2 separate regions of the Homo sapiens genome follow, and region 1 is linked to region 2. A link is a loop called in an ENCODE intact Hi-C map of the cell type or tissue named here. Cell type or tissue: mammary epithelial cell. All regions are shown on one strand. Each heading gives the region's core, and the rest is flanking DNA. Links, peaks and the distances in the headings are about the cores only.

Region 1 (5,000 bases), core at 1-5,000, 240 kb after region 2:
TTTAGCAAGACCAGTCTGTGTGGACAACTCTGTACGAGGCAGGCTTGTGGGTAGGCAGGGAGATTGTCCATGGGGAGTTTGCAGTGGTCCAGGTAGGTGGACCAAGTCAGTGGCATCAGAGATGGAGAGAAGGGATTTAAAGATGTTTGTGAGGTTGAATTGACAGGACTTGATTTGAGGGATAATATAGACAGAGAAATCCAAGAAGCCTCCCAGATCTTGGCCTTTAGGTGGTGGGCTTATAATAATATTGAGATTAGGGACATATGAAGAGAGGTGGGATTATGGAGGGCAGCAGAGTAGAGTTATTCCCTCCCTGTGGTAGAAGGAGGAGTGAATCCGGGAAGTAGTGGCCATGGAGGGAGGCCCAGCTAGGACAGAGCTGCCCTGAGGGGCAGGTTGGAGGTAAGCAGGGAGGGGAGCAGAGCAAGGGTCTCAGGTAGCCCTAAGGTCTGCTGTGAGGCTGGAAAGACAATAACTAAAGAGGGGAACAGAAGGCCCCAGAGGGAGATGGGCACCTGAGTTTGGAGCACTTGAGCCTGAGGCACCTGTGACACTTCAAGGGAGAGAGGGGGACATCAGAAGGTGGTTAAATATATGGATTTGGAAGGAAAGAGGACTGAGGTGGCACCAGGGCTGGGATCATCTCCCCAGGGGTGAGCAGCCATATCTCTAGAAGCTTGGTCACTGTCAGAGAAACTTCAGATACCAGTGGGTCCCATCCTCCCTTGTTCAAGTGGAAAAATAGGCCCAGAAATGGCAAGGAGCTAGTCCAAGGATCATACATACAGCTGGTTACTTGCAGAGCCAGGAAATAAGCCCAAAGCTGCTACCTCCCAAGCCAGGGCTTTAGCCCAACACCACCATGTCAATGAAGAAGGTATGGAAACACTAAACAGATCCACCCAATTATTAATAATCACCTTTCTCTTCTCCCCAGCAGCAACCCACTAACCAAGTGTCTACAAGCTGTGAAACCTAGACTGAGATGTCGAAGCTTCAGAGAACCTTAGAGATTACCTAGTCTTACATAACTTAATAGGATAGATGAGGAAACTGAGGCTTAGGGTGGGGGGTGGAGGGGCAAATGAGTCACCCAAGGCCACATAGCAAGGCAGGGACAGAGCCTGGGCAGAACCCAGCCTCTAGTTCTGTGGTCTAGGATTTCTTATCTGTGCTGGATGGGAGCCTCATCCAACCCCTTCCCTCTCTCATCCCCACCCCCAGCTCCTGACTCTACAGAATGCTCCAGCAGCCTCTGTAGTCCTGGAAGAGCCGGCCTTAATGGGCCAGCCGTTCACATGAGCCTCGTCTCTCCCCAGGTCTGCGGGGGCTGATGATTGCCGTGATCATGGCCGCTCTCATGAGCTCACTCACCTCCATCTTCAACAGCAGCAGCACCCTGTTCACCATTGATGTGTGGCAGCGCTTCCGCAGGAAGTCAACAGAGCAGGAGCTGATGGTGGTGGGCAGGTGCGCCGGCCCCTCCTTCCCTCCTTCCGAAGTGCCCTCTCCCCTCTGCCCTGCCCTGGGTTACCCTGAACAGAGGTGGCTGGGTTGGACCCTGGACTGGCAGCCAGAGCACCGGGTTCAAGCTCCAGCTCTCCACATGATTTCAAGTAAGTCCTTCGCCAACCCTGGACCACTCCTCCTTTCAGAATAATAGGAAAAAACACCTCTTCCCTGGTAACTTTATCTTGAAATTGATCAACAGGGTTGTCGAGAGATGAAAAAGTACTTAAGAAATGAAAGGTAAACTGTGTAAGTGCATGGAAAGTTAGCAAGCAGCTCACCCAAGGTATTCCCAACCAACTCCGGATGTTAAGCCCGGTTAAAAAAAAATGCTATTAATTTGATCCATCAGATTCACTCTGAACATCTACTGTGCATCACATCCCACATGCAGGGGACCCACGGATGGGTCATATGGCCCTGCCCTCAGCGTGCTCACAGTTTATTAAGGAAGGTAGAAACACAGGTAACACAGCAAGGTATTTGCGTCAATGGAGATTTTCATAGGAGGGCTCTCTCCAAATGATGCAGAGCCTTGGACACCAAGCTAAGGAATTCGAACTTTATCTTGTGGGTAACAGTTTTATGCTTTTAAAAGCATAACTTGGTGGCTAAAATTTTTGGTTTTCCATAGGCTGGAGATTTGTAGTTTACATAAGGTTAAGGGGCCCTTTTTTAGATCTTTGCTTCATAATCGAAGGTTCCCTAACTTGGATTTCTGGACTAAAGTTCTCCCACTTTGTGGATAGGTACTTGAATTTAGGAAGCTTGCTCTTTCACATCTCCCTGCCTTTGCACTCACTGTTCTTTCCACTAGGATGCCTTCTGCCCAGGGCTGCCTAATGGATTCCTACTGCTTGCTCATCTGTGCACCCCCAGCCCTAGGCAAGGGGACTGGCCATTGCAGGATCTGAGTGCAGGACAGATTGTGCAAAGAGGAGGGGGATGAGCAGCAGGGAAGCTACTTGGGGGGCTGATGCTCTAGTGGAGTCTGAGAGAGGCAAAATGGGAGGAAAAGGAGAGGAGAAGACAGGTATGCAGTGACATGTCAAAAGAAGCATTCCTTATCTGTGCATATGAACTGGTTTTGCTACCATTTCCTCAATCAGTGAGGTTTGTGCTCTATCTACTGGTCATATGTGTTATTGCACCCAACACATCCAAGAAAAGTTTTTCATCAACAACTTCACACATCTGCAAAATCATACATGCAGAATGCTTTGGGGACTTAGGTCTGAGCCACAGTTTGTTGAGAAGGAGTCAGGTGAATAAGTGGGATTCTTTCCCAAGATCAATGCCACAGTAAGGGAGAGAGGATCAGCGCGTGGAGGAAGGAGCAGTCCCTGGAAGCTGCAGTCATCCTGGGAAAGAGCTGCCCTACACAGGGCAGGGATGGAAAAGAGAAGACATTCTAAGCAGAGACCAGAGGCCTTTGACTGGGGTGGGGGGTGGGGTGGAATGTATGAATTCCTCCTTGAACAGCAACAGGTGGGTGACATGACCTTGAAGCCGTCTAATATATAAGTGCCACGGAGGCATTAGAATTATAAGGTTCTTCAGTTCCAAAATTCCTATATTCTGGGATTTTAAGACTAAGTTTCTGAATCTTAGTATTTGAGATTCTGGCTGCCAACCTTCTCTGATCTAGTGATTGTACATTCCCCTTCTTTCTCCCTTCCTGGTTCCTGTGCATCACCTTCACCCCACACCACACCATGCCCACCCGAGTGTGCCTCAGTGCCCTGTGCTCTCTCTGGCAGAGTGTTTGTGGTGTTCCTGGTTGTCATCAGCATCCTCTGGATCCCCATCATCCAAAGCTCCAACAGTGGGCAGCTCTTCGACTACATCCAGGCTGTCACCAGTTACCTGGCCCCACCCATCACCGCTCTCTTCCTGCTGGCCATCTTCTGCAAGAGGGTCACAGAGCCCGTGAGTGCAGTGTACCTGTCTCTCACATACAGCAGAGGGGCTGGAGACCTGGTCTGTCAATCACCTGGTCTCTGTGACCTTGAGAAAATCCACTTCCCCTCTAGGCTTCCATTTTCCTGACCACAGCATCCAGCCTAGATTCATTCATTCACTCAACAAACATTTATCAGCCTTATAATGGCAGCTCCAGGGATGCAGTAGTTTACGAGATTCACATAGATGGGCCATCACTTGGCTGGCAGAGAGATAACTGAATAAACAATAGTTACAAAGTATGCTGGCTGGTGGGAGAGTAAAGGGCACAAGCACCTAACCTATGGGGCTCCTGGGAGGAGTCAGGTAAGACTTCCTGGATGAAGTGACATCTGAGCTGAGGCCTGAAGGATTAATGAGAGGGGGAAGAATGTTCCAGACACAAGGAACAGTGTGTGTGAACGTGCAAGAGAGACTGTAAGATCTCTAGGGTCTGTTCCATGTCTAACAATATAAGGTTCTATGTGTAAGCAAAATAACAGCAATGACAATGATGATGACAAAGTGTGACCTTACAAGGGCTCCTGCACTTGCATTATTCATGCAGTGCCACTGAAACCTGACAGAATCTGGGAGGAAGCTAGCGGTACCCCAGGGCTGGAGCCTTGGTTACTCCCCAGGATAGCCTAGAAGAGACAGGCTGGCTGTACCTTGAGAAGCTGAGGGATATCATGGACACCACTCCACAAAAATAATGTGAGAGCTCAAGGTCATTGAAAATGAGGTCATGGAACCCCCTCCCTTGATGGTGCACCTAAGCAAGTGTCTACTGTCTGCACAGGTCTCATCTCACTGACAACCATGCCGCACAGCAGTACCTGGCTGAACTCTGGGTGTTTCTGCTCATTCCAAAGTTTTTGAAATCAGGATCAGTATCTCCCATACTCTTACATGCTGGGAACAGGTACAGGTTAGGGCCAAATGGAGCTATAAAGAAGAAAGACATGAGAAGTACCAGAGCTTTTCTTAAAAACAACAGCAACTAAAGGAAAGTCTCTATTCTGATTTCTGATTTATCATGACAGAAGTTTGGGAAGGGGATCCTGGTATTCCCTGATTATTACAAAAGTTTATTCCATTTTAGTTGAATATTAACCATCTGTTAATTAACTTAGTACTGATTTAATTTTATGAATTTTTAAATTACTGCCCCCAATAAGAAAACTCTGAGTCAGCACGGCCGAGTCATTGGTTCAGTCAGTTCACAATGGAGCCAGGATTCAAATCTTAGTCTACCTGACTCTAGAGCCCCTATTCCACTGTGCCTTTAAGTCAAGACGAAGTCTCAGTATTAATGGAGAACTCATTTTCCCATTAGTAGATGGATTTGCCCAACATGGCAATAAACCAGTGGGAGAGAGATTTGGGGAGAGAGTAGTTTTACCTTCCTAGGGTCTCCCACCTGGATCTCACCTCAGCTCTTGTCTGCCCTCTCTCACAGGGAGCTTTCTGGGGCCTCGTGTTTGGCCTGGGAGTGGGGCTTCTGCGTATGATCCTGGAGTTCTCATACCCAGCGCCAGCCTGTG
Region 2 (10,795 bases), core at 2,443-7,442:
AAGGCACAGATGTGAACTCATTGTTCCCAGGGTCTCAGAGTTGAGTTTGGGGCCAGTGAGTAGCAAGTGACCTCTGCCCATGGAGAAGGGGCTTTTAATGACATTTTGCTCTATCAGATCTCTGGCAGCCAGAGACTTTAAACCTCTTAAGCCCCTCCCTTCTCTCCTACTTCTGAGGTTCAGAAATCAGGACTGTCAACCTTTAAGCGAACACGCTTCTCTGAAATTATTAACCTTAAAACTCTCCTGGCTGACTTTCTCCTGGCCTTAGCGAGGCGGTCCGAGGGTCACCTAGAGCTTTGCACAGAGCCGGGAAACTGATGGTGCTTAACCTCAAATGGCAAGCAGCACTCTACTGTCGCCAGGTCCCAGGCAACTCCTTGTTGGCTCAGCCCTGGGAGCCATGCCTTCCTCTTACTTTCTTGGGCACTGTCCACACACCAGCCTCAATACAGCCTCCAGGGCCTCAGGAAGGCCTGACACAAACCGGAAGCCCCCTCTTTTTGTTTTTGATCACTCTGATGCTCTGAGGGAAATTCTTTCTGCCCAGGCAAGCACAGCAGGTGAGGAGTGTACATCCCCAACATGTAATACTGCTGAAATAGAAGCAAACACGCAGACTCTTACCCCAAATTCCAGTATACGCCACTCTCAACTGATACCACCAGAGCAGCCAGGTGCTGCCTCGCTGCCCAGCAGAACCTCTCCTTCCAGAAAAAGGACCTGACTCTGGCTGCCTCCCCCTCCCCCTCGGAGAAGAAAGACAATCAGAGAAGAGGACCCAGGTACCCAGGGCTGTCAGCTCCGGGCTGGGGCACTGCATGCCTACCTGGGAGAAGTTGAGCCCGTTGTTGAGGGGATGGCACTGCTCCTCCACCTGCTCCACAGCCCCTGTGGTCTTCTTCATCTTCTCAGCCTGCTGGGCCAGGTAGAGGTCGAGCACGGGCACACCACGGAAGCGCACGTCCCTCTCTGTGAGCGAGTTTACCATGAGCATCACCCAGACGGGCCTCTTGCGCTCCCAGTTGCCCGCGATGGCATTGAATAGGTAGTCAGCATAGAGCCCCTTGCCCCGCTGAGCGGGCGTCATCCAGGAGGGCATCATCAACTTCACGTAGTCCAGGTGGCGCTTCAAGCGCCAGTAAAGCTCGTGGGGCAGCACGTCCTGCAGGTTTTCCCCGTGCGGCAGCAGCTGGCAGCTGGCCAGGGCCGAGATGGTGTAGGGGTCTGTAAGGTCCAGCTCAAAGTAGACACGGGTGCTAGCCTGGAAGGCTGCCTTGGAGTTGTCCGGGATGAAGTCCCAGACGCGGGTGTAGGGGACGTGAATAGTGCCAAACAGGTAGGCCGGAGGATCACGCCGAATCGTCCACAGGAAGGAGTTCAAGTCCCTCTGCTGCAGGAGTAGAGAAGAGGCAAGGCAGTGAGGCCGAAGGCAACAGAGTAGAGTCAGGGTAGCCCAGAGGCACGTTGCAGAGGGAGGTGGGGATGGGAGGCAGAGACCATACACAGGCCGTGGTAAAGAGCCAGGTCTTTGGAGCCTGAAAGACCCACATTGAAAACCTAGCTTTGCCCTGTCTTAGATGTATGATCTTGAGTGAATCATTTCACTTCCACAGGCTCAGTTTCCTCATCTGTAAAATGGGGGTGAAAGCAACTACCTCGGGTTGTTGGGAGGATTAAAAGATACAATATATGTATATTAAGCCCTCAGAGCAGTGCCAGGTACAGAGGAAGTCAGCAATGAAGGGAAACTCTCATGATTAGCGTTCCCTGTGAGTGCCAAGGACTGCCACACCACCTGAGAATATTCATGCTTGGCCAAGTCAAACCTTCACCGGTGGTGTTTCATGCGGAGGGTGGGGAAAGGAGGACCAAGAGTCCTGCTCTGGCAAGAAGGGAGGAAGTCATATAACTTTTAAATCCAACCATTAGAAGATATAAGCCAAGAGCACTTTGAAAGCAGAACACCTATTAAAAATAGCACACCTATTTAAACAGCTACTTCACATTCATCACGGTGAATACACTTTTCTTTTTGGAGGGCAGGTCTGGGGTGTCAGCTACTTTGCTCGACCAGCTGAGACCATAGATGAGAAAGTGCTTTAAAATCTTGCAAGGCCAAGTCAAGTTTCAGAATCTGGTTTGGGAGGAAAGGATTCCATTACAATTAGTCCCAAGAAATGTACATATTCTGGGTACTTTCCAGGCTCCTCCCCTAAAAATGTATACCTGATTTCCAACCCCAGTTGTTTGTCATTTTCTATGACCTAAGCTCCGACTTAGGGGAGTGTGTGTGCGTGTGTGTGTGTGTGTGTGCGCGTGTGTGTGTATGTAGGAGCTGAAGAGAGGCATGCAGACAGGGGTCCTTTCTACAGATCCAAGTCAGGGCTAGGCATAAAGGGCAAAGCCATTTTCCAACCAGAAAAATCCCTGGAGTGCCCACTGACCACTTGCAAGCTTTAGACCAACTCATAACACTTTTCTGCCTGATTCTGGCACAAATGAAAAGTATGTGTTGGGATGGGTGGGTTGTGGGAGAACAGTACCTTACTTTACTAACAACCCCAAACTGTTAATCCCAGCATGTTGGCGATAGACTGAGAGCCCAGTCAGCCAACGAGCTCCCTGTTTGTGCACAAGGCAGGCTGCTGGAGGTGCACCTTGCCCAAGGTCAGCGAATTCCGGGCTAACAGGCAGCACACCTACAGCAGCCAGACCCTATGGTCTCCTGGCCTCCAATTCAGGGTTACTGTCAATGCATTAATTTACACTTAGAGGGAAAGATACTGAAGGAAATAAAGAGGTTCTTTGTTTTGGAAGGAATATTAGGAGAACCAGTAATTACTCGACCCCAAGAAATATTAGGCCAGTATGTCCTGGCATTGCCTTTTCCTCTCCTCTGAAATCTTCCCTCTTTTCACGAAATATGGACGCTTGGGAGAGTAGGTGGTGGGAGCCTGGGCCGCAGAGATGGAGGTGAGAACGAGGAACAGGGAGAAAGTTTGTCTTAGGTCAGAGTGGGAGGGCAGGGAGAGAGAGGGAAGCCTGGGAGGGGGCAGAGTGTGTGAATGGGAGAGCAAAAGGGTTCGATGGAAGTCAAGAGAAGGGCAAGGAACGGTAGAAAAACACAGTCAGAAGCGGGCAGAGAGACCAGAAGGGTAAAGACAGAAAAAATATGAGAAAGGAGAGACAAAAAGGGGCAGAGAGAGAGGAGGCGTCCAAGCAGGACCACAAGTCAAGAGGAGAGCCCCAGAGCGGCAGCGTGTGGAGAAGGAACCGGAGAGGGAGCGCCCCTTCTCGCTCCTGGCTGGGAGCTGGAGCCGGGACAGGCAGGAGCGAAGGAAGGGCGCCCGAGGCTGCGCCCGGGGGGTGGAGGTGGAGCGGGCGGGCTAAGGTGGGTGCGGAAGCAGGACCCAAACCATGGTCCCACGGGACTAGAATACCCAGGCAGGCGGGAGAGTGGCCGGGCAGGCGCTCGCTCACCGATCCGGGCGGCCGGCACTGTCCTCCGTCCGGGGGCTGCGGGCGGGCGCGAGCGGTGGCGAGGAGGGCGGCGAGCAGCGGCCCCGCCAGGGCGGCGTGCATCCTGCCAGGGCCCGCGGGGCGCGGGGGACCCTCCTGGGCGGCGCCCCTCAGCGGGGCGGGGAGCCCCCAGTTGGGCACGGAGTTTCCTCTGGAGCACGGGGCTCCAGCCGCAGGATGCTGGGCGCCCTCTGGGGCGTGGCTGACTGTCCCTGTCGGACCTGGGGGTTTCTCTGGGGCCGGGCTCCGTCTGTTGGAAGAGGGAGACCCTCTAGGGCTGGGCCCCTCCCCCGGGCGCTCAACCTCGCTGGCCGAGCCCCCGGGTGCTGAGGGCGTGTTGGGGTCCGGGGGCGCGCGGGGTCCCGGAGCTGCGTCGCGGTCCAGGGGCGCGCGGGGTTCCTGGGGCAGAACCGAGAACCCGGGGTGCGCAAGGGTCCCGGGGTTATGCTGGGCACCCGGGGCACGCAAGGGTCCCAGGGGTGCGCGGCGCTCCAGGAGGCGCGCAGTGGGACAAGTGCGGCGGAAGGCGCGGCAGGGGTGGGGGGCGGCTCTGGGGCGACCGGCTGCCCCCGAGCCCGGCTCAGAGGGGCGGCGGGCGGCCGCGCGGCCGCTGCCCGGGCTCCGCCATGCTGCTCCGCGGCCGGGAGGGAGGGAGAGAGGAGGGCGGGAGAGCGGCGCGGAGCCGGGCCGGGCTGGGGGCTGGGGCCGCTGGGGCGGGGGAGGGGAGGACCTGGCGCGGGGGGCGGGGGGGCGAGGGGCCGGGGCCGCGCCGGGCCGGGCCGGGACGGGCCGGGCGGCAGGGAGTCAGGGCTAGCTCCGCGCCCGGGCGCGGCGAGGCGGGGTCTGATGGGCATGGCAGGCGCTCGCTCGCTCCTCTCTCGCTCCCTCGTTCGCTCCCTCACACGCGCGGAGGGAGGCGAAGCCCGCAGCAGCCACTTCCCAACTTTCCAAACTTCCCAGCGCAACTTTTTCCTCCCCTCCCCTGCCCGCGCCTCCTCCTCCCCCATCCCTCCTCCTTCCCTTCGCCAGGCGCGACCGGGCCGCAGCTTCCCCGTGCGGCCGCCAGAGGGCGCCCGGGCTAAGGACCCGCTCGGCCAACCTCCGCCGGCTCGGCGGCGGACGCGGACTGGTGGCAGCGACAGATTTGGGGACCAGCCTCGCCCAACGCATCCGTCCCGCAGATCCTGGCAGGAGCGAACAGCGAGAGGGACAGGAGTTGGACTGGGGAGGCAGCAATCACACAAAATTCAGAAAGCTGCTGTGTGCAACCTTATGTCACGCGTAGCTCTGGGATGCGCTTGGTAGATGCTCTGCAAACACCAAATGTAAAAGAAAAGAAAAGAAATCCTCAAAATTCCTTGGAATCTTCCATTTAAGTAATCCCCTCTTATCTATGTCCTTGGACCCACGCAGGATCCCTGTGTCTGTCTCTGGAAGAGTGAGAATTGATATCCCAGTTTCTTAGACCACAAGACTTGAAAGACCCCTTAAACCAACCTACCCTTCCTCAAGAGGCAAATGAGACTTAGAGAAGGCCAGAGCACAAGATCTAAGCTTCTGAGCCGTTTCCAGCAAATGAAGAAAGGGAGGCACAGGCACCCCTGCTTGGTTCTGTTAAAGGAGAGTTTGTCGTCTCTTCCTATCCTGACAACAAAGATTGACAGATGAATTAGGTCATACTGTCAGGAGCCCACAGCCTAGAGAAGGAGACAGACAGAGACAGATATGCAAAGACGCCATTAAAATACAGATGATGAGGGCCAGGAGAGACAGAAGCACAAGGAAATGGGAGCAGAGAGGAAGAGCTCCTAACACAGCTCAGAGGCCCAGGGAAGACGCCTGGGAGATGGTCTTGAAAAATAAGTCAGAGGTAGCTTAGAGAAGGAGGTGCACATGCCTTCCAAGCGGAGGAAGAGCAGGTGCCAAGGCGCAGCAGTGTGAGAGCACACCTGCAGGGGACTGCAAGCAGTTACCCATGGCTGCGGCAAAAAGCAAGTGGCAGGAGCTGAAGTTGTGTCTTCTGGCCAAGCTGGGGAGTCTGTCCGTTCTAGGTATCAGGTCATAGGAAGTCACTGCAAGATTTGAAGTTTAAGGTGGCTAGAGTAGATCTGTGCTCATCGGGGGCATGAATTGGAGGGGGCAAGTTGGAGGCAGGGAGACCAGTGGGCAGATAGTCAGTGAGGAGGGAGCCAGAGCCCAAGCCTCGGTCTCCTGACTCCCAGCCCAGTGTTCTCCCCACTTCTCCCACTCATGCCTGCAGGTACCAGATTGAGCAGCTAGAAAATGACCATACTAGAAGGCTGAGTGAGAAAGACCAAGCAGGGCTGGAGGGCCAGAAAGGTTTTCCAGAGCACAGGATCTGGGTGGTTGGGAGGAACACGGGAAGGAAAGAAGGGGACACCAGAGACTGGCAGGTTTACCCTCATGTGCACATGAAGTTGCCACTTTTGTAAGTTACAAGTGAATGCATGTTGGCAATTTCATATGGTTCAACTTACTGGGTGTCTGGAGCAACCTCAGCCTCTTAGCTACACACACACTTGGTGACAGACACCAAGCAGGCCAGAGTGCCCAGACGGTATGTATGAGAGCACAGGACAGCGCCATGCTTCCCACACACAGAGCTCTGAGACCTGCAGCTCTGACAAGAGATGTCCTTTAAAGAGTCTCCACTTTCCGGAGCTCCAAAACTCCCTACAAGGTCACCACTCTGCTGGTAAGGATGAGGGGAAGTGAGAACTGAATTCCACTGGAGGGAGGGTCATGGTTCTCATTGGAGAATTAGAAGACACAAGTCAGATAGTGGATAAGAAAGAGCCTGATCAATTTAAAACAATGATGTGTGTAAATATGTGTGTGGATTTAAAAAACCTTCCCCTGCTGTATTGTAAACAAAGTTTCCCTGGTATCTTTTTTCCTAAAATTATAAAAGTTTTGTTGGCTAATTTTCATGAGTGTCAGCTATGACTTCCTCCTCCATGGTACACGTGGTGACTGTGACCAAGGCAGGACAGTTAGCTTTTCTGTGCCTCTCTTTCCCCAGCCAGTTTCCTGTCCCCCTCACTTTCTGTGCGTCAATGTGTGCAATAATGTCTTAAGATCTTTACCAGTATTGTTACTGATATTCTTAAAGAGAAGCAAGAACAAATAGATTTTTCTGTTCCTAGATATATACCCAAGAGAACTGAGGACATTCATCGACACAAAAACTTCTACGTAAAGCCTGATAGCAGCATTATTTATTATAGCCAAAAGGTGGAAACAACCCAAGTGTTCATCAACTTATGAATAAATTAACAAAATGTGATATATAAAAATATCATATCATATGCTAAATATATACATTTAAAAAACATGTTATAGTCATATGATGGAATATTATTTGGCCATAAAACAAAATGAAGCACTGATACATGCTATTTCCAGGATAGGATAAATCAGTCTTGAAAACATTATGCCAAATGAAGCCAGTTGCAAGAGGACGTATATTATATTATTCCATTTATATGAAATGTTCAGAATAGGCAAATATATAGCAAGGCAGAAAGTAGAGTGGTGGTTGCCTAGGGCTAGGAAGAATGGGGGCAATCGTGGGGCCATAGCTGAAGAGTGCTGGGTTTCCTTTTGGAGTAATGAAAATATTCTAGAATGGTGATGGTTGCACAACTCTGTGAATATATTAAAAACCATTGAATTACATTTTAAATGGGTGGATTGTAGGGTATGTGAATTATATCTCCATAAAGCTGTTACCAAATAAATAAATAAGTTTGGGGCCTCAGGAGAGAGTGTTCCTCAAGACTCAAGAGCAAGGGTCTCAGTGTTTTCAAACCATTTTTTTCCTCCCACATCGTGTAGTGTGAGAAACCCTGGATGATGATAATCCTAAGTCCTGGAGACGTATCCTTCCTCTGCTAACATCTCACGAGGTAGCTTTGGGTAATTCACTTGTTCTCTCTGGACCTGAGTAGGAACTGAGGTTCCATGTCATCAGTATGAAGAAGTTTGTGGAGCAGGTCACCTTTAGGAGCCTCTATACATAACACTGGAATTCTGAGCCCCTTGGCCACAGCCTGCTTAGAGCCTTTAGGCAGGATGGAGAAGAGCACAGGGCTCAAGGGAGAGTCAGGGGACTCGTAGCTTGCCTCCTCTCCCCTGGGCACATTTGGCTCACTTTCCTTTTATTGCATTTTAATTAAGTTGTTCAATCAAATTGGTACCAGGAATTGAAGGCTGTAACAGTTAGGGCAGGAGCAGAAAGCCTTGTAGCGGAACTAAACCAACAAAGTCTGCCTCCTGAGCAGATCCAGGAGCCAGCCCAGTGCTGCTAAAGGGCATCTCTCAGGGAGGCAGAGGAGGGGCTCCCCTGCTCCAGTCCACTGAAAGGAGGAGCTTTGCTGTGGGCCTGAGGGCTGCCCTCCTGCAAGGCCATTGCCCTGGCCATTGGCCACACTGGCATTTTCAAATGGGCCTGGCCTGGCCTGACTTCCAGCTCTGACTCCTATCCCAGTCCTGCTCCTTCCTACCCACCCTCAGGCTCTATCTCCTCCACACCCTCTCCCCCAACTCCCTCACCTGGGTTGGCAGTTAATCCTTGATGATGGAAGGTCATGGGGTGTGGGAGGGAAGGACATGGGGCATGGGAGGGAAGGACAGCTGACTTTAGGACCAAGAGGTTGGCAGTTAAGACAGTCTAGAGTGGTGGAAAGAGCCAGAAAAAGGGCTGGGCACAGTGGCTCACACCTGTAATCCCAGCACTTTGGGGGGCCAAGGCAGACGAAACGTGAGGTCAGGAGTTTGAGACCAGCCTGGCCAATATGGTGAAAACCCGTCTCTACTAAAAATACAAATAATTAGCTGGGCGTACTGGCAGGCACCTGCAATCCCAGCTACTCAGGAGGCTGAGCAGGAGAACCTCTTGAACCCGGGAGGCGTAGGTTGCAGTGAGCCGAAATCACGCCACTGTACTCCAACCTGGGTGACAGAGAGAGACTCTGTCTCAAAAAAAAAAAAATTAAAAAAAAAAGAACCAGAAAAAGTGCAGAAACTAATTCAGAAAAGGGCATTTTCTCCTGGCAATGGGAAAATAGACACATAGTCACAAAAGTGCAACAAAGGATTAAAATTGCCATATAATATGGCATTCATTAAAAACAAAACCCCTACGTGGGCCTGCCCAGTGGGGGAGTAGAGAGTACATAGGAATCAGTCCAGGGTTTTGTTCCTAGGGAGCTTGCAATCCAGTGAGGAAGACAGAGATGCAAACAAACAGGGGGCTTTGGGAAACAAATAGAGGGGACAAAAGGAGCAACGAAGTCAGCCTTAGGAGAAAGGAGATCAGCAAAGGTCTTTGCTGAGAAGGTCATGTTTCAGTTGATTTTTAAAGATGAGCAGGAGTTGGACAGGGAATAGGAAGAAGGGAAGGTCAGGCAGTGGGAACTGAATGTGCTAAGACATGGGACTGCAATTGCTTGGCACATACAGGGATTGTCAACAATGAAGGCGGAGAGGAGAGGCAGAATGGAGGAGAACTACTGGGGAGACTCAGAAATCAGACTGTACCAGGAAGGACTATGCATTATCTTGGAAATCCCTTCATCCTGCCATTCAGAGGAGATAATCCCCTGAGCTTGCTCTGCATAAATTGTGGGTGCTGGTTGAGGGTGGCTGACCTGCCAGGTACCAGACGGGCTGTGTGCAGCCTCAGGGATATAATAGCAATGAGAGGCATTGGCTGTGTTAACTCACAAATATTTACTGGGTCCCCATATGAATTGTGGTGTCTTAGGCAGGAAGGAATATAGTCCTGCCCTCTGGATACTTGCCATTTCTGAACAAGACAAAACATGGGTAGGTGGTAAGTTAAGATGCATTTATGTGAATAGTGCTGCGATGAATATGGTAGGTATAGATATCTCTGGATCATGCTGTTTTCATTTCCTATAGATATATACCCAGAAGTGGGATTGCTGGATCAAATGGTAGTCCTATTTCTAATTTTTTGAAGAGCATTCATTCTGTTTTTCATAATGGCTTTACCAATTTACATTCTTACCGACAGTATAGACGGACTGGTCAAAAGTATAAATTTTCAGTTATATGATGAATAAGTTCTGGGAATCTAATATACAGCAAGTGTGGTGACGGATGTGTTTTTTACTTTGATTTTAATAATCATTACATAATATATACATATATTAAATTATCACTTTGTATACCTTGAATATATACAATCTTCTTTTTTTTTTGAGATGGAGTTTCCCTCTTGTTGCTCAGGCTGGAGTGCAGTGGCGCAATCTCGGCTCACTGCAACCTACGCCTCCCAGGTTCAAGCAATTCTCCTGCCTCAGCCTCCTGAGTAGCTGGGATTACAGGTGCCTGCCACCACGCCCAGCTAAGTTTTTGTATTTTTAGTAGAGATGGGGTTCACCATGTTGGCCAGGCTGGTCTCGAACTCATGACCTCAGGTGATCTGCCTGCTTTGGCCTCCCAAAGTACTGAGATTACAGGCATGAGCCACAGCGCCTGGCCAGACTTTACAATCTTTATTTGTCAATTAAATATTTTTAAAGAGAAAAAGAGTTAGAAATCACCACCCACCCACTCGCATGCATGGAAGGGCCAGGGGAGTGGTGCAGTATTGTAAAAGTCCAGGCAAAGTCAGTGAGCTGAAGACTCTCACCTTCGTATAGAACTACTAAATGATCCTGGCGGAGGCAGGATTTGAATTAGGCTATAAAGGAAAAGTAGGATTTAAATCGATGTAAAGGGCCTTGCTTGCATTCCAGATAATGGGAATGAGGAAAGTGAAAGGGCCAACATGGGGTAGGGAAAAGAAGGTTCTGGTTAGAGTAGAAGGGGTGAATATTGAGATAGCAGGCTGAAGTCGGGACTGGGCTGGGGTGCAGTTTGGCCATGAAGGAGGAAAAGGAGCTGGGGGTTATTGCAGACCAATTCTGTGAAAGACCCTGTATCTAAAGGATTGTAATGATGTTGTGAGACAGATATTTTTATCCCCATTTTAAAGATGAGGAAACTGGGTCTCAGAGGGGAGGCATGACACATTCAAGTCATATAGCTGATAATTAGAAGAACTGGACTGTCTAGCTCTTTCCACTAAAGCATTTGCTTCCTTTAAGACATGAATGGGAAGGTAGCACAGATAGCACAGGCCAGATGGTATGGCTAGTAAACACACACACACACACACACACACACACCACACACACACTGGGGGGCACATACATACCAAATATGGCAATTCCTGTGCTGT

The links. Hi-C counts contacts between places; a loop is a spot of excess contacts. Peaks named below come from ENCODE experiments on the same cell type or tissue, not always from the same donor. Only the 100,000 strongest peaks of a DNase experiment are listed, where the experiment ranks them.
Region 1: a loop joins it to region 2, with 12 times the contacts of the local background. A loop is called at or near these places in 12 of 110 quality-filtered maps.

The regions. Positions count from the first base shown.
Region 1 is chr1:48,234,407-48,239,406 of GRCh38, forward strand. SLC5A9 (solute carrier family 5 member 9) reads left to right here. Exons shown (of 14, transcript NM_001011547.3): 10 at 1,323-1,473; 11 at 3,273-3,441; 12 at 4,916-5,000. Among named protein-coding and RNA genes, the nearest start is that of SLC5A9, 14 kb to the left of the region's middle. In mammary epithelial cell, for the core only: a CTCF peak has its summit at 2,638; no DNase peak of the experiment used is centred there.
Region 2 is chr1:47,993,205-48,003,999 of GRCh38, forward strand. It overlaps TRABD2B (TraB domain containing 2B), which reads right to left and starts at 4,181. Exons shown (of 7, transcript NM_001194986.2): 1 at 3,484-4,181; 2 at 830-1,393. The coding sequence starts at 3,585. RefSeq lists an enhancer at 4,673-4,722. In mammary epithelial cell, for the core only: a CTCF peak has its summit at 4,586 (motif pointing right); a DNase peak (open chromatin) is centred at 4,537; H3K4me3 peaks cover 2,022 bases.